Linked DNA regions of Homo sapiens: all the other regions are linked to region 2. A link is a contact called in ENCODE Hi-C or POLR2A ChIA-PET data. All regions are on one chromosome and are shown on one strand. The core of a region is the stretch at or near the end of the contact, and the rest is flanking DNA. Distances in the headings are between cores, read along the strand shown.

Evidence for each region. A loop is a pair of places that touch in the nucleus more often than their neighbours do. ChIA-PET counts read pairs that join two places held with the same protein, here RNA polymerase II (POLR2A). Pooled maps may share reads with other maps.
Region 1: POLR2A ChIA-PET joins it to region 2 with 12 read pairs in activated T-cell. The contact joins the enhancer-like site here to the promoter of INPP5B in region 2. POLR2A ChIA-PET finds 5 or more read pairs at or near these places in 4 of 52 experiments (B cell, GM10248, activated B cell and 1 more).
Region 3: a loop to region 2 is called in a pooled map, with 2.6 times the contacts of the local background. The contact joins the enhancer-like site here to the promoter of INPP5B in region 2. A Hi-C loop is called at or near these places in 1 of 168 maps with a recorded cell type or tissue (CD4-positive, alpha-beta T cell) and 1 of 50 pooled maps. POLR2A ChIA-PET finds 5 or more read pairs at or near these places in 1 of 52 experiments (BJ).
Region 4: a loop to region 2 is called in a pooled map, with 14 times the contacts of the local background. The contact joins the promoter of SNIP1 here to the promoter of INPP5B in region 2. A Hi-C loop is called at or near these places in 9 of 50 pooled maps. POLR2A ChIA-PET finds 5 or more read pairs at or near these places in 3 of 52 experiments (GM10248, Panc1 and activated B cell).

The regions. Positions count from the first base shown.
Region 1 is chr1:37,529,495-37,536,154 of GRCh38, reverse strand. SNIP1 (Smad nuclear interacting protein 1) reads left to right here. Exons shown (of 4, transcript NM_024700.4): 4 at 1-1,706. It overlaps LOC105378649 (a long non-coding RNA gene), which reads right to left and starts at 5,132. Exons shown (of 3, transcript XR_947190.3): 1 at 4,610-5,132; 2 at 2,172-2,268. RefSeq lists an enhancer at 1,290-2,489. Within about 2 kb of position 1,579, at least 11 of the 41 ENCODE cell types and tissues checked have a DNase peak (open chromatin) inside an H3K27ac peak, as active enhancers do.
Region 2 is chr1:37,943,866-37,950,554 of GRCh38, reverse strand. It overlaps INPP5B (inositol polyphosphate-5-phosphatase B), which reads left to right and starts at 3,502. Exons shown (of 24, transcript NM_005540.3): 1 at 3,502-3,565; 2 at 4,221-4,303; 3 at 4,705-4,799; 4 at 6,662-6,689. The coding sequence starts at 4,247. LOC105378651 (a long non-coding RNA gene) reads right to left here. Exons shown (of 5, transcript XR_001737983.3): 4 at 6,643-6,689; 5 at 4,928-5,276. RefSeq lists enhancers at 1,271-1,944, 3,334-3,573, 3,151-3,680.
Region 3 is chr1:37,674,410-37,681,032 of GRCh38, reverse strand. No RefSeq gene overlaps it. Among named protein-coding and RNA genes, the nearest start is that of AIRIM, 13 kb to the left of the region's middle. Within about 2 kb of position 4,737, at least 5 of the 41 ENCODE cell types and tissues checked have a DNase peak (open chromatin) inside an H3K27ac peak, as active enhancers do.
Region 4 is chr1:37,551,829-37,556,306 of GRCh38, reverse strand. SNIP1 (Smad nuclear interacting protein 1) reads left to right here and starts at 2,014. Exons shown (of 4, transcript NM_024700.4): 1 at 2,014-2,301; 2 at 3,560-3,662. The coding sequence starts at 2,078. It also overlaps the pseudogene RPS27P9. RefSeq lists an enhancer at 1-760 and a silencer at 2,232-2,291.

The sequences.
Region 1 (6,660 bases), core at 330-2,829, 410 kb after region 2:
GAACACTTAATAAGGTCATTAGATGAAACGTAAGTTGGGCCGGGCATGGGCACAGTGGCTCATGCCTGTAATCCCAACACTTTCGGAGGCTGAGGTGGGCAGATCATCTGAGGTCAGGAGTTCAAGACCAACCTGGCCAACATGGTGAAACCCCATCTCTACTAAAAATACAAAAATTAGCTGGGCGTGGTGGCACATGCCTGTTTTAATCCCAGCTACTCGGGAGGCTGAGGCAGGAGAATCGCTTGAACCCGGGAGGTGGAGGTTGCAGCGAGCTGAGATTGTGCCACTGCACTCCAGCCTGGGTGACAGCGAGACTCTGTCTCAGAAAAAAAAAAAAAAGGTAAGTTGAAGAATGTGTTCTACATTGGCCACTGTAACTGCTATTTTCTTCATTTTGGTATGTGCCATAGATCATATATATGTGCTTGTCTGAAAAGTAGGTTTGTTTGGATGAACTTTTCTCTTGATCCAGACTGACGGTTTTCTCTTGAGGGTTTAAGCACTAATCTGGTATCTTACTCTAGGATCTCCTTGTTCAGTCTGTGCTGCAGTAGCACTACTTTGTGGTAGCCTTGAGTTTTGCTACAAACTTCATCCTGGTGGGCACTGTGATAGATGACCACTTTGCCTACATTTTTCAGTAAGAAGTCCTAATTGTTTAGTCAGTTTTTATTTTAGTAGAGGAATAACGTCCTGGATTAAGAAATTCTTTATGCCACATATCTGAGAAGGTGGGTTTTTTTGTTGGTTTGTTTGTTTTGAGATGGCGTCTCACTCTGTCGCCCAGGCTGGAGTGCAGTGGCACCATCTTGGCTCACTGCAACCTCCGCCTCCCAGTTTCAAGCGATTCTCCTGCCTCAGCCTCCCAAGTAGCTGGGACTACAGGCACCTGTCACCAAGCCTGGCTAATTTATATATATAATTTTTATTTTTTATTTTTTTTTAGTAGAGATGGGGTTTCACCATATTGGCCAGGCTGGTCTCGAACTCCTGACCTTGTGATCCGCCCCTCTCAGCCTCCCAAAGTGCTGGGATTACAGGTGTTAGCCACCAGGCCTGGCCTGAGAAGGTGTTTTTTTTTTTTTTTGGTCTTGTTTTCCCTTACCCCTTTCTTTGAAGAAAGGGTGTCAAAAGACATTACCTGCCTCTAAAGCCAGATATCACCAGCAGACTTCTTAAAGTGGACATAATCCTAGAGCTTTCATTCTGTTTAGAAGTTCATGTTCATCTTAGCCATTTGGAACTTCTTCATTCTCTATCTTTTCTCCACGGTGGCTGGGCTTGTCTGCAAATCATTGTGTCAAAATCAAACTATTTTCAAAACAGCCCTTTGCTTCTGAGCCCCTCCCCTAAGTCCTCTGTGGGGGTCCATGATTCTGCAGAGGTATGGGACAGAATCTTCAGATTTTACCCCTTGAGTCTCTTCCTAGTCATATCCTGGTTCCCTCATTCTAATATTGACAAAGGATGACTCATTAAGTGCAACTGGTTATGTAACTTTCAAATACTTTCATTGTGTATGTCAGGATCTGAGGAACAAAATGATGTCATTTAATCGGAATCTAAACGTGACACAAACAACGTGCCAGCAATACCTGCTTGTGAAATAATGTTCTGAGCCCACAGTGTTCCTGGGTATGTGAGTTTATATCAAGTGAAAAGGCTGCTTAATTGACATTAAAGTTTTGGAATGTAAAGCTTCATTTGGTCTCTTGGGTAAAATTTCCAGTGTATTTATCAAATGGGAAACAATTCTAAAAACAGTTGTTCACATTTACTCTAAAGTGAATTAATCCAGTCAGCAATAGTTGCATAAGTTTATGCAGTTGGTTTACAGCTAAGTTAGAAAGGGAGCAATAGCCAGGTGTGGTGGTATGTGCCTGTAGTCCCAGCTACTTGGGAGGCTGAGGCAGGAGGATCACTTGAGCCCAGGAGTTCAAGACCAGCCTGGGTGATATAGTGACACCTCATCTTTTAAAAAAAAAGAAAAACAAATAATTTGGAGATGGGCCGCACCTTGTGGAAGAGATGACAGTTGAGGTATACCTTAGAAAATAGTTTGATTTGGAGTCAGTAGTAAAGGAGGACATCATGCCAGACTGAGCAGTCCAGGGACTAGCAGGACTGCAGTGGACTGTGGATAAGACCCTATAAATTAAGTTGTTTACCTCAAGACCCATGACACGTCAGTGGTAAACCTGGGATGAGAAATCACCTCAGTCCTGGCTCAGTGATCTTCCTGCTGGATTGTTCCTGCCTGCAGAGCTTAGCAGAGAGTTAAGGAAGGAAAAGACAACTGATTCATTAGGCTGCCCAATTCATAACTAGGGGGTTCAAGGAAATCACAGGAGGTGGGACTTTCTGCAGTAGAGGGTGGCTTAGGGAAATCCTCACCTCACCAAGTCACAGCTAGAGCTACTTGGAAATCATCATCTTGGTTCATAAAAATAGAAAAATATTCAGTAACGGGATGCCAAAGAACATGTAAACTGAGACTTCAATAATAAAACTGGCCAATATTGAGCACTTTCTATGTACCAGGCACAGTCCTAAGCATTTTACTTGTCCTACTTCATTCATGAACTCATTGAATCCTCACAACCCAACAAGACAGGCTTCAACGGTTGTTCCATTTTGCAGATGAGAAAACTGAGGCACAGGGACATTATGGTCACAGTGGTAGGTAGGACTGGAATTTAGACCCAGTCACTCTGATTCTAGATGCCACATTCTTTTTTTTTTTTTTTTTGCTTTGTCACCCAGGCTGGAGTGCAGTGGTGCAATCCCCACTCACTGCAACCTCTGCCTCCTGGGTTCAAGTGATTCTCGTGCCTCAGCCTCCTGAGTGGCTGGGATTACAGGTGCACACCACCACGCCCAGCTAATTTTTTGTATTTTTAGTACAGACAGGGTTTCACCATGTTGGCTAGGCTGGTCTCGAACTCCTGACCTCGTGATCCGCCTGCCTCGGCCTCCCAAAGTGCTGGGATTACAAGTGTGAGCCACCACACCCAGCCAATTTATTATGTTTTTGAGACAGGGTCTCTCTTTGTCACCCAGGCTGGAGTGCAGTGGCACAGCACCACTCACTGCAGCCTCGATCTCCTGAGCTTGTCATCTGTGCACCTCAGCCTCCCAAGTAGCTGGGACAACAGGCACACACCACTACGCCTGGCTAATTTTGTAAGTTTTTGTAGAGACGGGGTCTCCCTGTGTTGACAGGGCTGGTCTTGAACTCCTAGGCTTAAGTGATCTCCTGCCTCAGCCTCCCAAAGTGCTGGGATTACAAGTGGGTCACACACCCCTCCTTTTTTTTTTTTTGTTTTTAGACATGGTCTTGCTCTGTCACCCAGGCTGGAGTGCAGTGGTGTGATCTCAGCTCATTGCAGCCTTGACCTCTTGGGCTCAAACAATCCTCCCACCTCAGCTGCAACTGTCAGCCTGGCTTTTTTTTTTTTTTTTTTTCTGTAGAGACAAGGTCTCTCACTATGTTGCCCAGGCTGGTCTTGAACTTCTAAGCTCAAGTGATCCTCCTGCCTCAGCCTCCCAAAGTGCTGGGATTATAGGCATGAACCACTGTGCCAAACCTTAAACAATTTTTTTTAGAGATTGGGTCTCACTGTGTTGCCCATGCTAGAGTACAGTGGCACTATTATAGTTCACTGCAGCCTCACACTCTTGGGCTCAAGTGATCCTCCTGCCTCAGCCTCCTGTGTAGCTGCGACTATAAGCACACTACCATCCCTGGAATTTTTTTTTTTTTTTTGAGATGGAGTCTCGCTCTGTCGCCCAGGCTGGAGTGCAGTGGCGTGATCTCGGCTCACTGCAAGCTCCGCCTCCTGGGTTCACGCCATTCTCCTGCCTCAGCCTCCTGAGTAGCTGGGACTACAGGCGCCCGCCACCATGCCTGGCTGATTTTTTGAATTTTTAGTAGAGACGGGGTTCCACCGTGTTAGCCAGGATGGTCTCGATCTCCTGACCTTGTTATCCGCCCACCGCAGCCTCCCAAAGTGCTAAGATGACAGGTGTGAGCCACTGCACCTGGCCTAATTTTTAAAATTATTTGTAAAGACAAGGTTCTGCTATGTTGCCCAGGCTGGTCTCAAACTCCTAGTCTTCTTCCTACCTCAGCCTCCCAAAAGGCTGGGATTACAGGCGTGAGTCACCACACGTCATAGATTTTCTTTTGAAGACAACTTTTGGCTAGGTGCAGTGGCTCATGCCTGTAATCCCAGCCCTTAGGGAGGCCAAGGCAGGCAAATCACTTGAGCCCGGGAGCTTAAGACCAGCCTGGGCAACATGGCAAAACCCCGTCTCTGCTAAAAATACAAAAAATTAGCTGGGCATGGTGGCGTGCACCTGTAGTCCCAGCTACTTAGGAAGCTAAGGTAGGAGGAGCGCCCTGAGACTAGGAAGTCCTGGCTGCAGTGAGCAGTGATAGCACAACCGTAGTCCAGCCTAGGCGACAGAGTGAGACTCTGTCTCAAAAAAAAAAAATCCCAAAACAAAAACATTTTCTCTCTACATTGATTACATACAAATCTCAGATTTAAGATGCTCTTGAGCCTAGGAAGCCAAACCAAGGCAAACTTTAGACTATACTTACAGTTTAAAGGTTCTTGGATCTGCCAGATCTTGATCAAAAGGGACAAATGTGAAAGATGTCCTTTTTGTTGTTGTTGTTGTTGTTTGTTTTTTTGTTTTTTTTGAGACAGAGTCTCACTCTGTCCCCCAGACTGGAGTGCAGTGGCTCAGTCTCGGCTCACTGCAGCCTCCGCCTCCCAGGTTCCAGTGATTCTTCTGCTTCAGCCTCCCGAGTAGCTAGGATTACAGGCACGCACCACCTCACCTGGCTACTTTTTGTATTTTTAGTAGAGATGGGGTTTCACCATGTTGGCCAGGCTGGTCTCGAACTCCCGACCTCAGGTGATCCGCCCGCCTCGGCCTCCCAAAGTGCTGGGATTACAGGCATGAGCCACCACACCTGGCTGAAAGATGTCAAGTTTGACTCACTTAGTGTAGGGCCAGGAACTCTTGAAGCTAGGCATTGTATGCATATTCTTAAATATAACATTTCAGTCAAAGCCTTAGTAATATAACCAATGTTTCCAACTGTATCCTGCCTGTAAAAAGAGAGTAGATTTTATTATTTTTTTTTCTTCTGTCATCCAGGGAGTACAGATTTTTATTGAACTGGTGTAAATAAAAATAAGAACACTCATGACTAGTTTCCAAAATTTGGGGAAATCAAGTAGGAAGGAAAAGCAAATGCAAACTATAGATAGCTTACAGAAAAATTCCTTAAATTTGGAAAACACTTAAAGAACCTATAATGTTTTAAATAAAAGCCATAAAAACACTATCTTCATTCATAACTTTATTTCCTGTAATTAATTTTTTGTTTTGCTTGAATCTTGATAATCAATTACATGAACCCATCAATTTCCTTATTAGTGTTCTGGAAATTTTTGTTTAGTCCATTGTTTTTCTTTTTCTTTTTTTTTTTGAGACGGAATCTTGCTCTGTCGCTCAGGCTAGAGTGCAGTGATGTGATCTTGGCTCAATGCAACCTCCGCCTCCCGGGTTCAAGTGATTCTCCTGCCTCAGCCTCCTAAGTAACTGGGATTACAGGTGTGCTCCAACACGCCCGGCTAATTTTTTTGTATTTTTAGTAGAGATGGAGTTTCACCATGTTGGTCAGGCTGGTCTTGAACTCCTGACCTTGTGATCTGCTCACCTCGGCCTCCCAAAGTGCTGGGATTACAGGCGTGAGCCACCGCGCCCGGCCTAGTCCATTGATCTTAAAGTTATCAGAACTCTGTGTTCAAGAGTACTTGTAGGCTGAGTGTGGTGGCTCATGCCTATAATCTCACCTTTGGGATGCTGAGGTGAGAGGATCACTTGAGGCCAGGAGTTCAAAACAAGCCTGGGCAACAAAGTGAGACTCCATCTCTACAAAAAAATTTAAAAATTAGCCGGGCATGGTGGCCCTTATCTGTGGTTCCAGCTATTTGGGATGCTGAGGCAGGAGGATTGCCTGAACCCAGGAGGTCAAGGCTGCAGTGAATCATGATAATGTCATTGCACTGTGGCCTGGGTGACAAAGCAAGAGCCTGTCTCAAAAGAAAAGAAAAAAAAAAAGAGGCCAGGTGCTGTGGCTCCTATGGCTCACACCTGTAATCTCAGCACTTTGGGAGGCTGAAGTGGGTGGATCACCTGAGGTTAGGAGTTTGAGACCAGCCTGGCCAATTTGGTGAAACCCTATGTCTACTAAAAATACAAAAATTAGCTGGTCATGGTGGCGGGTGCCTGTAATCTCAGCTACTTGGGAGGCTGAGGCAGGAGAATCGCTTGAACCTGGGAGGCGTAGGTTGCAGTGAGCTGAGATCATGCCACTGCACTCCAGCCTGGGCAAGAAGAGTGAAACTCCGTCTCAAAAAAACAAACAAACAAAAAACAAAGGCTAGGCGCGGTGGCCCACGCATGTAATCCCAGCAGTTTGAGAGGCCTAGGTGGGCGGATCACCTGAGGTTGGGAGTTCGAGACCAGCCTAACCAACATGGAGAAACCCTGTCTCTACTAAAAATACAAAATTAGCGGGGTGTGGTGGCACATGCCTGTAATCCCAGCCACTCGGGAGGCTGAGGCAGGAGAATC
Region 2 (6,689 bases), core at 2,253-4,752:
GGGTGGATCATGAGGTCAGGAGATCGAGACAGGCCAAGGCAGGTGGATCATGAGGTCAGGAGATCGAGACCATCCTGGCTAACATGGTGAAACCCCATCTCTACTAAAAATACAAAAAATTAGCCGGGCATGGTGGTGCTGGGCGCTTGTAGTCCCAGCTACTCTGTAGGCTGAGGCAGGAGAATGGCATGAACCTGGGAGGCGGAGCTTGCACTGAGCCAAGATCTCACCACTGCACTCCAGCCTGGGCGACAGAGAGAGACTCCACCTCACCACAAAAAAAAAAAACAAAAAAAAAAACTCTGCCTTCCTCATTAGCTCCCCAAGTCTGAGCTTTCTACCTTTGGTGCCCCACCCCCTCTCAGATTCCCCACTCCTAACATCCCCACCATTCCCCAGTCCAGCCCATCCAGCACTCCCCTCCCCAACAAGCTACAAAGAGGCCTGGGGCAAGCACCTGTGCTCATCTAGGCCGTGGTGGGGGAGATGTCAGGTTGTGAGCTGCCCACACACATCATGCTCTCCCTGGGGGCAAGGCAGGGGGTCAGGGCTTTACAGAGGTGTCACAGCACTTCCCCAGGCAGTCCTGCTCTGCTCCTAGGCCTAGCCCACCCGACGATCCCAGAGGACAAGCTACATTCCATTCCACCCCTGGTGACCACCACCTTGCCAGCCCTCCAGGGAAATGTGTCTCATTCTCACCTGCCTCCTCTAGGAAGTGGAGGCAGGAATGGACAGCGTGTGGTGGATGGGGCCAGTGACACAGGCATGATAGGGCTCCAGCCTTGCCTCTGTCCAGCATTTACCACCTGTTCAGTCTGCACAGAGCTCCCAAACCTCCTCCTGCTTTCTCTTCCAGAAGAAAATCTGTGCTACTTTCTCCTGCCAAGGTGGTGACTGTTTCAAAGGGCCGAAAGCTGTGGCCATGTGCCCTGAGGGCTTGGACTTCTGTGAGGTGAGCCCTGCGATGCTCCAAGAATTAGGGAGCTCTCCTCCCTCAGAGCTGCATGGCTTTCTCCTTCTACCTGGAGTGGGTAGCTCAGCAGTAGAATCTGGCTGGAGCTAGACCTGCTGGGAGCAGCCGTGGGGTCTAGCAAGCTTGACCCCCTCAGCTCTGCATGATGCCAACACCAAAGGCAGCAACTGGAATTTTCCATACCTCCACGATGTGCCCCTTTTTTTCTGACCACCCTGTATGTTCACTAGGAACTCACTGATCTTGTGGGCAGGAAGCTAGGGGTCCAAGGAGGTTGAGCTCAACCCATGACCCACTTAACACTTTCTGCCTTTGAGTGGGGAAGAGGGGCAAGGGGAAGATGAATGGTCCCACCTCTTCTTGCAGCTGAAATGCTCCAGCTCAGGTTACATTGCAGGCTGCAGCCAGGCCTGTGAAGCAGGGACCTCCCAGTGTCATGGGGCTGTGGCCCCACCCTGCTACCAGGAGTGCTGTCAAGCCTCAACCTCAGGCAGCTGCCTTCAGCTGGATGGGAAACTTCACTTCAACCAGGCAGCTCCTGGGGCCACCAGAAACCCCCTGCACTGGGCCCTGGCTGTGGCTATGCTACTTCTCCTCCACTCTGCTCTGCTCCTATTCCTGCTCCCCTAGCTGGGCCCAGCAGAATCTGGGAGCAGCAGTCAAGAAGACCCTGTAGGATCTACAAGCCTTCAGGTCCCCCTCCAGCTCTGATTCCTGTAGTTGCATCTTTAGTAAAAGGCCTTTATCAAGCCCACAGCTCTGGGCTTAAGGCTCCTCACTTCTCCCCTTCTAGGGCCTAGGCCTGACCATGGAACCCCCCAAGGGGGCAGGCCCTCAGCCCTAATCTCAGGGAGAGGATAGGGTTTGTCTGGAAAAACAGAAAACCTCCTGCCTGACCCCCACCCAGTGGGAGGACCCCCAAATCCTGCAGGGACAGTTTCTTCATCATAAAAAGCACACAGCCCCATCTACTTTGCCCAGACCCTCCTCGCCAGGCTTTGACACTAGAGCAGGGCTGGAATTGGGGTTCCTCTGCTTCCCTGCAGTGACCCCACCCCTTGATCCTAAGGGTCTGAGTCAATCCCCTTTCCCCTCATCGTCCACATGACTTAGACACTGAATTCAAATAAACTTGAGCTCCATTTGTGCTGTGGATGTTTCCAGGAAAAGAAATGGATTGAGAAGAAGGCAACGACTGTTTCTGGAAGGGGTTTACATATGCAAAGTTGAACTGGTCATTAGGATGGCCACTTCACTTGGGGAAAGAGGAAGGGAAACTGTTCACAAGTCACAACAGTCACCCCCTCCCCAGCACTGAAGGCCCATTCCTTCAGTTTGGGCCAAAGCTTGAGAGAAGGTGTATTTATTAAAATAGTTCAGAAAGTAATTCACTAACTCCATAGATAACTGTGTGCCAGAAACTGCTGGTATGTTGATGAAAAGGCATAGTCCTGTCCAACGGGAGCTTACAGCTTAATTAAACAGCCAATAGGCCAAGTGAGAATGATCCTAGCATTCCTTATCTGAGCTGGGTGAGCAATCACAGCTCACTGCAGCCTTGAACTCCTGGGCTCAAGCAATCCTCCCACCTCAGCCTCCCAAGTAGCTGGGACTACAGGCATGCACCACCATACCCGGCTAAATTTAAAAAAATTTTTTTTTAGAGATGGGGTCTCAAACTCCTGGCCTCAAGCGATCCTCCCTCCTTGGCCTTCCAAAGTGCCGGGATTACAGACATGAGCCACTGTGCCCAGTCCCTGTGCTGGCTCTTTTTGTCCATCTTGGGTAACCTCCTTATCTTAGATGGGGAAATTGAGTCCCAAGGGAAGAAAGGTCTTGGCCAAGGTCACAAAGCCAGGCGGATCAGGGGAAGGACGTTGCCGGACAGGAACAGTGTCATACCCTTTATAAAGTGCGTTCACACCCAGTAGCCTCAAACAGCCCTGTGTGGCAGGAGGGCTGGGTGGGGCTAAGGGAGGAAATAGGGCAGTGTGTAGCGGTATAAATGGCCCAGGAGTTGCAGTCAGACTTTCAGTGGAGTCCCAGTGTTGCCACCTGCTAGCTGCAGGACTTAATGTCAAACTGCTTAACCTATCCAAGGCTCAGTTTCTCCACCTGGAAAATGGACATAATGGTTCTTCATAGTCTGGTTCTCCCTCCATTAAACCAGGAGAAGGTAGTTATTTTAGGGGAAGAGTTTCAGTAGAGGTCCGGGTTGTCTACCCTGGAGTGAGAAGAGCTGAGGATGGAACTAAGGAGAAAATAAAAATGCATTATATTCTTCCCCTAAGATAAAATGTGACCATCTTCCTTCTGGGTGGGAAGCTCTGGCCCCATGACCTAGAGGGCTGGGGATGGGAGTGAGGGCAATCATTAGAAAACCTTTCTGGTATAGGAAGCCCAGTGTACCCCAGGGCCTAAGGGGTTAACACGGATGGAGAGACTCCCCACCCCACGATTGACTCGGGCATGCTGGGACTTGCAGGCTGACTGACCACCATGTGGCGCAGGGGCTGTTGGGAAATGTAGTCACTGTCCCGGAACCTGGGGCAGCGGAGTCCCGTGCGCCCTGTGGTGACAGCTCAGGAGGTAGGTGACAATGTCAGGGAGCTGTGGGTGGGAGCAGAGCAGGAAAGCCAGGGCAGGGCTGGGCAGGAGGGAGTGGGCAAGCTGAGGGCTGGGACACCCCCCAACCCCCGGCCTGCAGCTGATGCAATGGGCCTGCTGGGGCGGGGGTGAAGGGCAAGCAGCAATGGGACACTTCCTGTCTCCAAGGAAAGAGGAATGGGACCCTCCTGAATGACAGTAAGGGGATGTTCCCTGAACCCCACATGGACACACCACTGACACCTCCCAGAGAGGCGCTAGCAGAACAAAAACTGTCCCCAAAAGAGAGGAAGAGCCATGTCCTAGGAGCAAAGGGACTAGGTCCCCTTCTCCAATCCACGTACCCCACTTCCAACAAGGATAGACCACACTCAAGAGCAACTGGATGCCCTCCCAGACAAAGGCAGTATAGCAAACTGTAGATCCCAGCGGGGCAAAGGGACTGGACCCCTATCCCTAAAAACTGAAAGGCCTATTCTAGGGAGGACAAAGAGGAGGAGGAGGAGGATCAGGCCTCCCCGGTACCATCTCCCTCTGCAAAGGCCCCTCCCTCCTGCCCCCAACCCCTCTGAGGCAGCTCCACCACCCCATGCGTAACTTGTTGACCAAAGCGGGGCTCCTATCTCCCCTCCCACAGGGTGTGTGCGCTCAGCAGGGGCCAGCATGGACCAGTCTGTGGCAATCCAGGAGACGCTGGCTGAGGGGGAATACTGCGTCATCATATCCTTCCTGTGCTAACTGCGGCCCTGAGCCTGCCCTGGCCTTGGGAAGAGGAATGGAAGGTGTCGAGGTGTCTATCCCCTCTCCTGCCCCTCTGAACCATCAGGGGAGAAGGAAATCAGTATTTACTAAGTACTTACTGAGTCCTGGACTCTCAGCCAAATGCTTTAAATACGCAGTTATCCTCCTAACTCCCTATGAAGTTGGGGATTATTATCCTCATTTCATAGATAAGGAAGGCTTAGAGAGCCTGTTTGTCTGTTAGTTCAGCACATGGTTTGAGTGCTCACCCAAGGCCACACAGTGAATCTGGGGGGGCAGGGGAACAGAGGGAAGGTGGGACAGCCTGGGTGGGGAGAGGCCTCGCCTCTGGGTTGTCTTCCCTTGACTCTGAGCCGCAGGCGGTGCAAGGTGTGCTGTGTGAGGGGGACAGCCGGCAGAGCCGCCTCCTGGGACTCGTGCGCTACCGCCTGGAGCACGGCGGCCAGGAACACGCGTGAGTGAGGGGCTTGGTCCCCACCTGTCTGGGCCATGGGGTTGTTCATCACTGCACCCTCCAGCTGAACTTCAACTGTCCCTCCAGGGCAGGGTCTGAGTCTCCTAGAATAATTATCACAATGATAGTTAATATTTTTTGAACACTATATTTTAAACCCTGCACACGTACTAACTCATAATCCTCAAGATCTAAGGAGGAAGTTTCTTGAGAAGAGACAGTTTAACATACTAGTCCAGATCTTGAGCCTCGTGGTCCAAATGCCTGGGTTCAAACCCAGGCTTTGTTACTAACAAGCCACATGATCTATTGTTTGTTTGTTTTGAGAAGGAGTCTTGGTCTTTGCCCAGGCTGGAGTGCAGTGGGGTGATCTTGGCTCACTGCAACCTCTGCGTCCCAGGTCCAAGCAATTCTCGTGCTTCAGCCTCTTGAGGAGCTGGTATTACAGAGGTGCCCGCCACCATGCCTGGCTCATTTCTGTATTTTTAGTAAAGACAGGGTTTCACCACGTTGGCCAGGCTGGTCTTGAAGTCCTGACCTCAAGTTATCCACCTGCCTTGGCCTCCCAAAGTGCTAGGATTACAGGCATGAGCCAGCGTGCCCAGCCTCACATGATCTTTTTTTTAGAGACGGGGTCTCTTTCTGTCACCCAGGCTGGAGTGCAGTAGTGCACTCATAGCTGCATGCTGGAACTCCTGGCCTCAGGTCATTCTCCCACTTCAGCCTCCCAAAGTGTTGGAATTTTAGGCATGAGCCACCGCACCTGGTGGAACCACATGATCTTGAGCAAGTTGTTTTACTCCTCGATTTGTCCATATTAAAGAGTAAAGTGAGTTAGGCCAGGTGCAGTAGCTCATGCTTGTAATTCCAACACTTTGGGAGGCTGAGGCAGGAAGATTGCTTGAGCCTAGGAGTTCGAGACCAGCTTGGGCAACATAGCGAGACCGCCCCCCCTACCCCGCCCCACCTCCCGCTCCCCGGCTCCATCTCTACAAAAAATAAGAAAATTAGCTGGGTGTTGTGGTGCATGCCTGTAGTCTCAGCTACTCAGGAGGCTGAGGCGGGAGGATCACATGAGCCGAGGAGTTTGAGATTACAGTGAACTACGATTGCAGCCTGGGCAACACAGCAAGACCCTGTCTCTATAAAAAAAAAAACAAGAAAAAAAAAACGAACACCATGGGGTGTGTAGAAAGTGCTCAATAAGGCTGGGTGCAGTGGCTCATGCCTGTAATCCCAACACTTTGGGAGTCTGAGCTGGGAGGACTGCTTGAGTTCAAGACCAGCCTGGGCAATATAGTGAGACCCCTATCTCTATTTCAAATAATTTAAAAAATATAATAAATAAAAAAAAGAAAGTGCTCCATAAATGTTGTCTAGTAACACCCACATACCACACAGAAGCAGAGAGAGAGTAATAGTTGTCAAAGGTCTCATAGCTGGTAAGTGACTCAGGGTCTAGGAGCTGGGAGGGAGGGGGCCTTAGACATTTTCTGATCCATCACCCCAGTTTTACAGATGGGAAACAGGTTCAGGGAGAGAAGTGGGTAGCTAAGGTTGCACTGTTCCTGTCACACACAGTGCTAGAATGCACCATGGTTAGATCAAACATGTGTTTGTGTTTTACTAACAATCAGGGGCTCCTGCAGATGAGAAAAGTTCTGGTTTGATGACCTCATCCATAAAACTGCAGTCTCTGATGGGCACCACAGACAGAGATGGCATGAGGAGTGTGCCTAGCCAGGGCACCACCAGCACAGTGTTAGGGACCAACGAGCGAGTGTGAGCACCCCGAGACCTCCAAGATAGGGCTGAGGGACAGCCAGCGGGCCCCCATCCTCACCTCTGCTTCCTGCCCTTAGTCTCTTCCTCTATACGCACCGGAGGATG
Region 3 (6,623 bases), core at 3,488-5,987, 270 kb after region 2:
CAAGTTCACAGATGGATAGAAGGATGGCAGGAAGTGGGTCAGTAAGGGTGGACTGGAACCAAATTGTGAAGAGGATTATGAGTCCCAGCTCAAGCGTTTGTATTTTGCTCTACAAGTGGGAGATGCTCGCTTATGTGTATGCATGTGTAATAAAGAGGTTTTTAAACCTCCCTCATAGAAGCAAGTAATGGCTAAGTAGAAACAAGCACGTTTATGGTGCTCAGTAATAACTATATAGTATTTAAGTATTGTTTTTATTTTGTTCCCTCTTAGCTTTGTGTCTGTTAAAATGCCATATTTTTCATTGTTCTTTTTAAATTTAAAATAAAATTTATTTTTTTGAGACAGAGTCTCACTCCCACCCAGGCTGGAGTGCAGAGGCACAATCTCAGCTCACTGCAACCTCTGCCTCCCAAGTTCAAGCGATTCTCCTGCCTCAGCCTCCAGAGTAGCTGGGATTACAGGTGCTTACCACCATGCCTGCCTAATTTTTGTATTTTTAATAGAGACAAGGTCTCGCCATGTTGGCCAAGCTGGTCTCCAAATCCTGACCTCAAGTGATCTGCCTGCCTCGGCCTCCCAAAGTGCTGGGATTACAGGCATGAGCCACCACACCAAGCCTGATTTATTTTTTAAGTGATATATCAATATTGTAAAATAGGTATGCAAGAGCATATTTAGGCTGGGCACAATGGCTCTTGCCTGTACGAGCACTTTGGGAGGCCAAGGTGGGAGGATGGCTTGAGGTCAGGAGTTTAGACTAGCCAGACAACCCTGTCTTTATGAAAAAAAGAGCCAGGTGTGGTGGTGTGTGCCTGTAGTCCTAGCTATCTGCGAGGCTGAGGTGGGAGTTTCCCAATTCCCTTCCCTGAAGGCAACCAATATTGAATGTTTCTAGTGTATCTTTCCAAAAATACTATGCCTGTGTGAGTGTGGTGGGTAGGTATCCTCAAAGACAGCCCCCAGTGCTCCCACCTCTGGTATTCTTGCCCTTGTGTACTCCCCTCTCCTTCCAGATGGGCTGGACTGACAGATATACTTCTTTTTTTTTTTTTTTTTGAGACAGAGTCTCGCTCTGTCACCAGGCTGGAGTGCAGTGGCGTGATCTTGGCTCACTGCAATCTCCACCTCCCGGCTTCAAGCGATTCTCCTGCCTCAGCCTCCCGAGTAGCTGGGACTACAGACATGTGCCACCACGCTCAGCTAATTTTTGTATTTTTTAGTTAGAGACAGGGTTTCACCATGTTGGCCAAGATGGTCTCGATCTCTTGACCTTGTGATCTGCCCCCCTTGGTCTCCCAAAGTGCTGGGATTACAGGCGTGAGCCACCGCGCCCGGCCACAGATATACTTCTGATGAATAAAATACTACCCAAGTGGTAGGATGTCACTTCTGAAATAGGTAAAAAAGACTGCAGCTTCCATCTTGGGTGCTCTCTCTCTCTCTCTCTCTGGGATCACCCACCCTGGGGAAAGGCAGCTGCGATGCTGTGAGGCAGCCATGTGGAGAGGCTCATGTGAGAGACCAATGCCTGCCAACAACCATGTGACTGAACTTGGAAACAGATCCTCCCTCCCACAGTTGAACCTTCTGATGGGTCCACAGCCCCTGCTGACAGCTTGACTACAGCCTCTTGAAGACCCGACCCAAAGGCAGCCAGCTAAGCAGTGCCCGGATTCCTGATCCATGTAAACTGGGATAATAAATGTTTTAAATCACTAAGTTTGGGGGCCATTTGTTCCACAGCGATAGATAATCACTACAACAAAAAAACCTCCCTTCATTTTTATATAAATGCTAACATACCATATACCCACTTTTGCACCTTGTTCTTTCTTACCGTATCTTGGAGTTCATTCTATATAAAGAGCTTCCTTACATTGTTTTAAACAGTTGCATAGATTTCTGTTGTGTGGGTAAACCATAATTTACTTAAAATAGCTCCTTAGGGTGGACATTTGTTTCCAAAGTCTTAATACCTATTGGTTTTTATAGTAGCAACCCGCCTGTACTCCCACTCTTGTTCATTAGGCCTCCCCTCCACCACCTGGAATTTTCCATTTAGCTAACCCCATCACCTTCCAACAACAAAAAATAAATTGTCAGTATTTTTTACTAGAATCACTAAATTGATAAACGAATTCAGGGAGAGTCACCACACTGGGAATACTTCTGGTGCTCCTCCTTTATGTATGCCACTGGCTTATGGATGAAGACACCAATGTGAGTTCTGTTCTGTTTTCCCTCAGCTGGGTCAGAACCCCTTTCTCTGTCAGTGTAAGACAGTCTTGGGATGAAATGAAGAATTTTGGTTTCCCTCTATCCTGTCCCTCCCCATCCACATCTAGAAACTGACCTTCAGATTCTTCTCTCAGAGTAAGTGTTGTCTCAAGGTGCTGGGGTGCCTGGGCCCTAAAGAGAAGGTCTCCTGCTTGCCCAAGGAGAGCCTGGGCTTTATGGGGACTGTATTACACCAGACTTTAATTGGGACGAGAAGCCAGGTACCTTCCCAACCTGCTCAAACACTGGATCATTTATAATTCCATTTCCCTATGAGAAGGGAGGAAGAGTGCACATTTCAGGGAGCAGGTTTGGGGATGAGGGGAAGGAAGGAACCTAGACCTGGGTTCAAGTCTCAGGCTCAGCCTTTAGCCAGCTGTGTGATCTTGGGCAAGTAATTTCCTCTAAGTCTATTTCCTCATCTGTATAGTGGAAGTGATGATATGTCCTTACAGGGTTGTAAGGTTTAAGCGAGAGGAGATAGTGAGGGCTTTGGGTACATTTGTGAGCATTTAAGGGATTGAAATTCACTTAAGCTTTATTAGTCACTCACTAAGTGTATAGCTCTGTGCTAGGCTCTTTAATATCTTTCTAAACCCTCAACGAGAATTGAAACAAGTATGCTTACTTCCATTAGGTAGATGAGGAGACCGAGACAGAGACCTGGTAAGCTTTCTAAATGCCCACAGCTTGTCAGTAATGTTGCCAGAATTTGCACCAGGGCTTGCTTGGTTCCGGTGAAAGGTGCTTTCCCCCACATCACTGTTGCCTTTCTGCCACAGAAGGCAAGAGCATGCCTAACATCTACTCAGCTGTAACAAGGGTGAGGTTTTCTGATACCCAGCCCTGCACAGGACATGGATCCTGCAGTGCAGAGCTACCTCCATCCAACTTGGCCGTGGCACATGAAGTATCCAAGCCTCTTCCAGGACAGCCGCAACCTTGCCAGTTACCCTTCCTTCTGACCCCATAGCCAAGAGGGTTGGAGCAAATCCTGGCGTGGTCTACCAGAGTCCTACACTTTTGCCTTTGATGCCAGGGCCTGGTAGGAGAAAGCCAGTGATTCTGAAGGAATGACAGGGGTACCCCTTCCAGGCACTGTCCTCCTCCCCATCCTTCCTGGAAGGCTCCTTCTTGGTTTCCACGTAGAGCAAAGTCATTTTTCCGAGACTGTAGGGCCCCAGCCCAGAGATTCTGGTCTAGTATGTGTGGGGAGGGGCTAGATATCTGCATCCTTAATAAGTACCCTTAGTTCAGTTGCAGAGTCATTCCTTAAGAAAGAGCCTTCATCCTGAGAAAAGGCAGCAGTTAGCACAGAGATTGATGGCTGGGTAGACTAGCCACAAAGACCGCACTTCTCTGGGGAAGAAACGCCTTCATAACTCCCTCACTGCACCTCTTTTCCCCTTTTTGTTGCCAGTCCTCAAGTCCAATGGGTACCTCGGCATTGCTCCCCTGGCCCCTCCATGCTGTTTGGGGTGGGATAGTCATAACTTATGTATATGGGGCTTTAGAGTCTGTCGCATCCATATCCATTCATTCTGAGGCCTCCCAGTGTGCCCAGCACAGAACTCATCATTAGCAATACAGAGGTAAATCAAAGAAGTCCATGATTTAGTAGGCCAGGCAGATCTGCAAGCTCTTCGTGAGAAGTGCTATTGTGAAGGATGTGTGGGGAATGCAGTGGATGGAGAGAGTGACTGATTGTTTTTGTGGGTTTTTGTGGGAGGCGAGATAGGGGAATGTGAGACTAGCTCCTCTGTGACTTAATTTCAGTGAGAGTCTTCCCTCTGGTCTCTAGTAGAGTAAGTGATGGGGGTGGGGGTCAGCCTGGCCTGCTGGCCATCATGTGAGCGGGGAGCAACCCTTTCTGCTCTGGCTCATCTCTTCTGATTGAAACGTGTGGAGCAGTTCTTAATTTGCACAGAGAGCCCAGACTAATAAATCCGCTACTCAATTGCAATTCCCACAGTGCGTTTATAGGCAACAGCTGACTTTTATCAGCTAGTTTGTTCTTTCATATAAGCAGAGTTTTATGAGGGTCTCCTGAGCTGGCTTGTAATGTGATGAAACGTCTGCAAAACTCAACCATAAATTCCTGGCACCTGCCAAGCAGAGGATGCTGTTTTCCAGGCACATTTTGTCCAGCTGGCGGCTCTGTCCCCTTGCCCAGTTTGCATTTTTGCACTTGTCTCTTTAAACTTGGATTTGTTTTTCAGTTCTCTGCGGCCTCTTTAAAGGCAACCGAAAAATGAGGGGTAGGAAAAAGGAACTAGAAAGTTACGTCTGTGCTAAAAATTACCCCTGGCTTATGTTGCTCTGAAAGCCAGTTTTGATCCCACTGTTGAAACAGAGACATCAGGCTTCCCTGCCACATGAACCCCAGGGCGGGGGACAGGAGGCCAGTGCCAGCCGAGCCCGTTATTAATACTTTGATTCTTTTCTGGGCCATCACCCTTTGTACTTGCCAAAGGCCCCTACCCTCAGTTGTCAGTTCTGTAAATTAAAGAAACAGCTCCGGAGGCCTTTTCCCCAGATGGTCTCCAGGCATGACATCTTTTCCCAGCATTTAGAGCTCCCCCAACACAGAGAGATGAAATTTAAATGCCCTCTGTCCTCCAAATAGGGCGAGACCTGGACTCTTGGAGAATGCTGTTTGGCTGGGGTGGACTGGGTCATTGGGAGAGCTACAAAGGCCTCAGTGGTGCAACTAGGAATGGTTGAGTGTGGCCCTGGCTGTGTCTCAGGATTACCCACCTGTGTTTATGGGTTCTCTTCATTTTGATCAGACCATTAGGTCAGAAGGCTCCTGTGGCTGCCCTTCCTGTGGCCTTATCCCCTGCTTGCTTTCCCTAGCCCACACTTCAGGGCTGGCTTCATGTGCCTGTGACCCACACTTACAAGGGTTCCCAAGGTTGGTTTCATGCTCTGCTGTCACTCTCGAAATTCTAAACAGTTTTCGAATGATTTTCCTTTGGCACTGGGCCCTGCAAATTATGTTGCCAGTTCTGCCCAGCTTCTCTCTGGTCCTACTGCTTGTAGCTGCCCCAGCACTGTGGACAGACCCTTTCTTCTCCAAGTTGAAGTTTGAGCCTTTGCAGAGCAGGTTAGTTACCCGTCATTGAGGCCTCTGGCCTTGTCCCCCTCCCAAAGGCTCCCTGTTATCCACTCTTCTGGCTACAGGCAATCCCTATTACGTGACAGTATCTCCACAGGCCCTAAAGAGGTGCCTGTCAGTCCCAACTCCCTAAGTCATCTGCAGCTGCTCCTGGCCCCTTCTTATCATTTTCCAGAAAAGATTTCTAGTCAATGCACTCTGCCTGGAAGAAGCTGCCTGCTCTTATGGAGGAGCTGGGGTCTTTGCTAGAGAAAACATCCCCTAACTGCCACCTCCACCTCAAAGGCAAGACATTGTTTCCTGCTACGGGAAAGAGACCCACTTTCTTATTTTTCCAAGCCCCACTCAGACACCATCTCCTTTTTGTTATCTCTTCTTACACCCCTAGATGAAAATAACCCTTCCTTTCTCAGCACAGTACTTGTACTTCCCTTTAACACTTAATTTTTAATTTTTTTAAAAAATGTAGAGTCAGGGTTTCACCATGTTGTCCAGGCTGGTCTTGAACTCCTGGGCTCAGGAGATCCACCTGAGCTGGGCTTGGTGCTTTGGCTCACATCTGTAATCCCAGCACTTTGAGAGACCGAGGCGGGCAGATCGCTTAAGCCCAGGAGTTTGAGACCAGGCAGGGCAACATAGTGAGGCTCCATCTCATAACTAACTAAATAAATAAATAAAAGAAATCTGCCTACCTTGGCCTCTCAAAGCTCTGGAATTATAGGCGTGAGCCACCACACTCGGCCTATTTTTTTTTAAATTTAAATCCAGCTCCTGCAGGATTTTATTTTTTTCTTATCCATTCTTATATCCCTACCAGCTCAGCAAGGGGCTCAGCCCCATTTGGGAATTGACCCAAGTGGTAGAAATGGTGCAGGGGCCTTTGCAGCTGCATGGCGTGGAGAAGGTGGGCTCTGCTCTACCCAGTGGGATGGTGCAAGGGGTGGCAGTGGTCTCTGACAGAGCTGGCTGGCTGCTGATAGCCATGGCCTCCTGTAAAGCTGCGGTATCCTAGAAAGATTGTGAGCTTCGGCAAAATCCTGTCTCCACCCACCTAGGATGTGGGCCTTGTGTTTTGCCGCTCTTACCTGTAAGATGAGTATAAGAAGACCCGACTCACTGAGCTATTTTGAAAATGAAATGAACTAATTCATTCAAACCACAGAGGATGAAGCCCAGCACCCAGTAGGTTCTTAATTAATTATAGGTTTTATCCTCCCCCTGGAGG
Region 4 (4,478 bases), core at 765-3,264, 390 kb after region 2:
CTTGTGTTTCCTCTTCTCCTCTTCTGGGGAGGGATGAAGGAGATCCTTTGCGAGAGGCATGTTCTCGTGGGTAGGTCGTCACCGCAAGAAAGGGCTTGTTTTGATTTTTAAATTGAGACGGAGTCTCTCTCTGTTGCCCAGGCTGAAGTGCAGTGGCGTGATCTCGGCTCACTGCAACCTCCGCCTCCCGGGTTCAAACGATTCTCCTGCTTCAGCCTTCTGAGTAGCTGGGACTACAGGCGCGTGCCCCCATGCCCGGCTAAATTTTGTATTTTTAGTAGAGACGGGGTTTCACCACGTTGGCCAGGCTGGTCTCGAACTCCTGACCTCGTGGTCCGCCTGCCTCGGCCTCCCAAAGTGCTGGGATTACAGGCGTGAGCCACCGCGCCCAGCCTGAAGTATTTTTCTAATTAAATGGAGAAATGACAAAGTAGGAGCCAATGGGAAACCTCCCCTTTGCCCCCTGAAGATTCGCTCAAAAATCAATTCACAAAAGGCAGATTAATTGGAGAAAAGGCATACAAATGTATTTAAAATGTATACACGGGGAGAATCACAGTATGATTACCCACCCCGAAAAGGGTTCAGAAGCTTATATACCCTCCTGGTAAAACAGGTTTGTGAGGGTGGGAGAAGGAGGAATTCTGTTCAGGGATTACTAGGCAGAATGAATGAATAAGGGAACAGAGATAAATTTGTAAATAGTTTTTTGTGTTTTTTTTTTTGTTTTGGTTTGGTTTTTTTGAAGACAGGGTCTCACTCTGTAGCCCTGGCTGGAGTGCAGTGGTGCCATCACGGCTCACTGCAGCCTCCAACTCCTGGGCTCAAGCGATCCTCCTGTCTCTGCTGGGACCACAGGCACGAGCCACTAGCCCCTGCCAAATTTAATTTTTTTGTAGAGACAGTCTTGCTATGTTAGGCAGTTTGGTCTCAAACTCCTGGCTTCAAGCGATTTTCCTGCCTTGGCCTCCCAAAGCGCCGGAATTACAGGCTGCAGCCACCGTGCTCGGCTGTAAATAGCTACTTTTGACAGTATAAGGGTCTCTGGTCAGGTGTGATTACATTCTTGGGTGGAGAAGAAAGAAACAATTATTCCTTTTGGTAGTCTGGATCTTAGGCAGATAAAGACCTGTGCTTTGGGAGAGATGATGGGCACTGGAAAGGAACATTGAGGCTTCTTCAGTTCAGCTTGTCAGTGAGCCGTATTTTGGGGTTTTGGTTTCTGAGCCCCAACAGCATTGCAGAAAGTTCAGGAAATAGAAGAGGAAAAGCTAATGATTTGAAAAGCTAATGATTTGCCCATGGGTTATCATCTCTGATTGCATTTCCATTTCTTCCTCCCTTCTATTTCCAAATGTAAATGTAATTATAGTTTGCACACAATTTTGTATCCTGCTTTATCGTTAACAAGTCAGGGTTTTTAAAGTTTGTAAATGGTTTACTAATGGCCACATAACACCCATTAATTTGGCTAACTTCCCTACTGCTGGTATTTACATTGTTTCCACGTTTTGTAATTACTAATAATGTGGCAACAAACAGCCTTGAGAGGTTTGCTTTTTCCCAGTTTTTGTTGTTGTTTGTTTTTGAGACATCTCGCTCTGTTGCCCAGGCTGGAGTGCAGTGGTGAGATCCCTGCTCACTGCAACCTGCGCCTCCAGTTCAAGTGATTCATTTGCCTCAGCCTCCCGAGTAACTGGGATTGCAGGTGCGCGCCACCACACCCGGCTAATTTTTGTATTTTTAGTAGAGACGGGGTTTTGCCATGTTGGCCAGGCTGTTCTCTAACTCCTGACCTCAGTGATCCGTCAGCCTCGGCCTCCCAAAGTTCTGGGATTACAGGCGTGAGCCACCACTCCCAGCCAGAAGTTTGTTTTTGAAACTTGAAACTCCCGCCACCCAAGCCTGTCGCTGCGGCCACACCCACTAGGGAGTAGTCACGTGTTTAACCTTTGCCGCGAGGATTTCTGGGAGCCTGGGCACCCCGGAAGCGGAAGTCCAGGAGTTAAACTCGTCATTTCCTCCAGCTAGAGGAGCTCAACTGATCTGTTTTCTTTCGCCCAGCCAAAATCACAGAATGAAGGCGGTGAAGAGCGAACGGGAGCGAGGGAGCCGGCGAAGACACCGGGACGGGGACGTGGTGCTGCCGGCGGGGGTGGTGGTGAAGCAGGAGCGTCTCAGCCCAGAAGTCGCACCTCCCGCCCACCGCCGTCCGGACCACTCCGGTGGTAGCCCGTCTCCGCCGACCAGCGAGCCGGCCCGCTCGGGCCACCGCGGGAACCGAGCCCGAGGAGTTAGCCGGTAAGTGGGGGAGCAGTCCAGGATGGACATTGGGTTGGGCTCATTCAGAAAGGCGGGCAGGGCTAGCGTCCGAAACAGGTTTTGAATGGTGGGCGCAGCAGCCCGGACTTAATCCTGAGGGGCTGTTGAGAGTGATCCAGTCGTGCTTGTGTTATGCTTGCTCTGTCACTTGCATTATAGCTCGGTGTTCAACGCCTAATGACTAACCGGCAGGATCCCACTCCTTCATTCTTGTGTTCCTAGCACTTCGAAGAGTGTGGCCCAACAGATAGCACTGATAATCTGTTAAATTGGATTGAGATTTTCCCCATCCCTCCCACAAATGGAGTGTGGGCGTTGTCTTTCCGGTTACCTGCCAGAAAGGTTTTCACATCGAGGTCTAAGCGAGCTACCTAACAGAAACTGGGGAAAAAAAAAAAGTTACTTCTTGCTAGACTCATTTATTTATGCATTCATTCACCATAGTTTTACTGAGTGCCTATTAAGTGTTAAAGACTGCCCTAGGTATTGGGGCTGCAAGGGTGATTCAGTTAGATGATCTTCACCGATGCCAAATTGGCTATGCTCTAACCCTGAGACATGATAAAAAAATAAACAAAATAGTTTCAGTTAGTAACAAGTATTATTGATAGATTAAAACAGTAATGTGATAGTGAGAGATTGGAGAGAAGAGGGAGGAGGACTCTCTAAAGAGGTGCCATTTGAGCCCAGACCTGACTGATAAGAATGATCCAACCTCTTAAAGATCCAGGCAGAGGAAACAACATCTGCAAAGAACCTGAAGTAGAATGAATTATGATTGAAATGGGAAAAAGCCAGTGTCGGTGGATTATAGTGGTCAAGAAGGTGGGTGGTAGGAATGAGATGGCACAGGGAGGAAGTAGAACCACAGGATGGAGGGATTGTTATTGATGGTAGGGGTGTTGGTAGTGAAGGATAAAGAGTCAAGGGTGACTTACGGATGGTGATGCCAATCAGCGAGATGGCAAGGAGTAGGAGAGGAAAGGTTTTTGAAGGGTTGGGAATTAAGAGTTATGTTACCTAAGTGAGAAGGTTCAGTAGACAGTTGTCTATGTGAGTATGGAATGCAAGGGAGATGTTAGGGCTAGGAAAGTGAACCTCGTGACTCCTTTAATGTGACCGGCAGAGACCTTCACAAATGCGGTGTTTGTGTTAGTAGGTAAGCCTGATACTGGAAGCTAATTTTTATGGGGGAAGGGAAATTGCGATAAAATCCTGTGTACCATGCTCTGAATAGGTCCCCACCCAAAAAGAAAAACAAGGCCTCAGGGAGAAGAAGCAAGTCTCCTCGCAGTAAGAGAAACCGAAGTCCTCACCACTCAACAGTCAAAGTGAAGCAGGTAAGTGGATTGGGGTGTTTTGATGGGTCCAAATTGAGAGCCTTTTCCTATCACAGCTAAAGAGGAATGTGTGTGTGTGTTGTGTGTGTGCACACATGTGCACGTACGCTCGCCTACATCTCTACTTGTACCTCCGATGGGCTTTTCTGAAAACTGGCTGTATTTATTTTTTCTGCTTGTTTGCTTAAATTAAACTTTTTATTTTGAGATTATTATTGGTTCACATGCAGTTGTCAGAAATAATTCAGGGAGATATACTCTTCCTGGTTTCTCCCAGTGGTAACATCTATTCATAACAGAACTGTGGTACAATATCATCATCAGAATATTGACATCGATATAGTCAAGATAACATTTCCTTCACCGCAAGGAATACCTCGTGTTGTCCTTTTGTAGCCAAACCCACTTATCTCCCACTTTTATCCTTCCTTAACTTCTGTCAACTTCTAATCTGTTCTTCATTTCTATAATTTTGTCATTTCAAGAATGTTATGTAAATGGAATCATACAGTATGTAACCTTTAGGATTGTCTTTTCTCACTCAGCAGAATCCTTTGGAGATTGATTCAGGTTGCATCTCTCAGTAGTTTGTTCCATTTCATTGCTGAGTGGTATCCAAATGGCATGGATTTAGCCACTTACTCATTAAAGAACATCTGGGTTGTTTCCATTTTTTGGCTATTACACATAAAGCTGCTATATAGACATTTGTGTACAGGTTTTTATGTGAACGTTAAGAGTTCATTTCTCTGGGATAAATGCTCAGGAGTACAATTGCTGGATTGTACGGTAGTTGCAGGTTTAATTCTTTTAAGA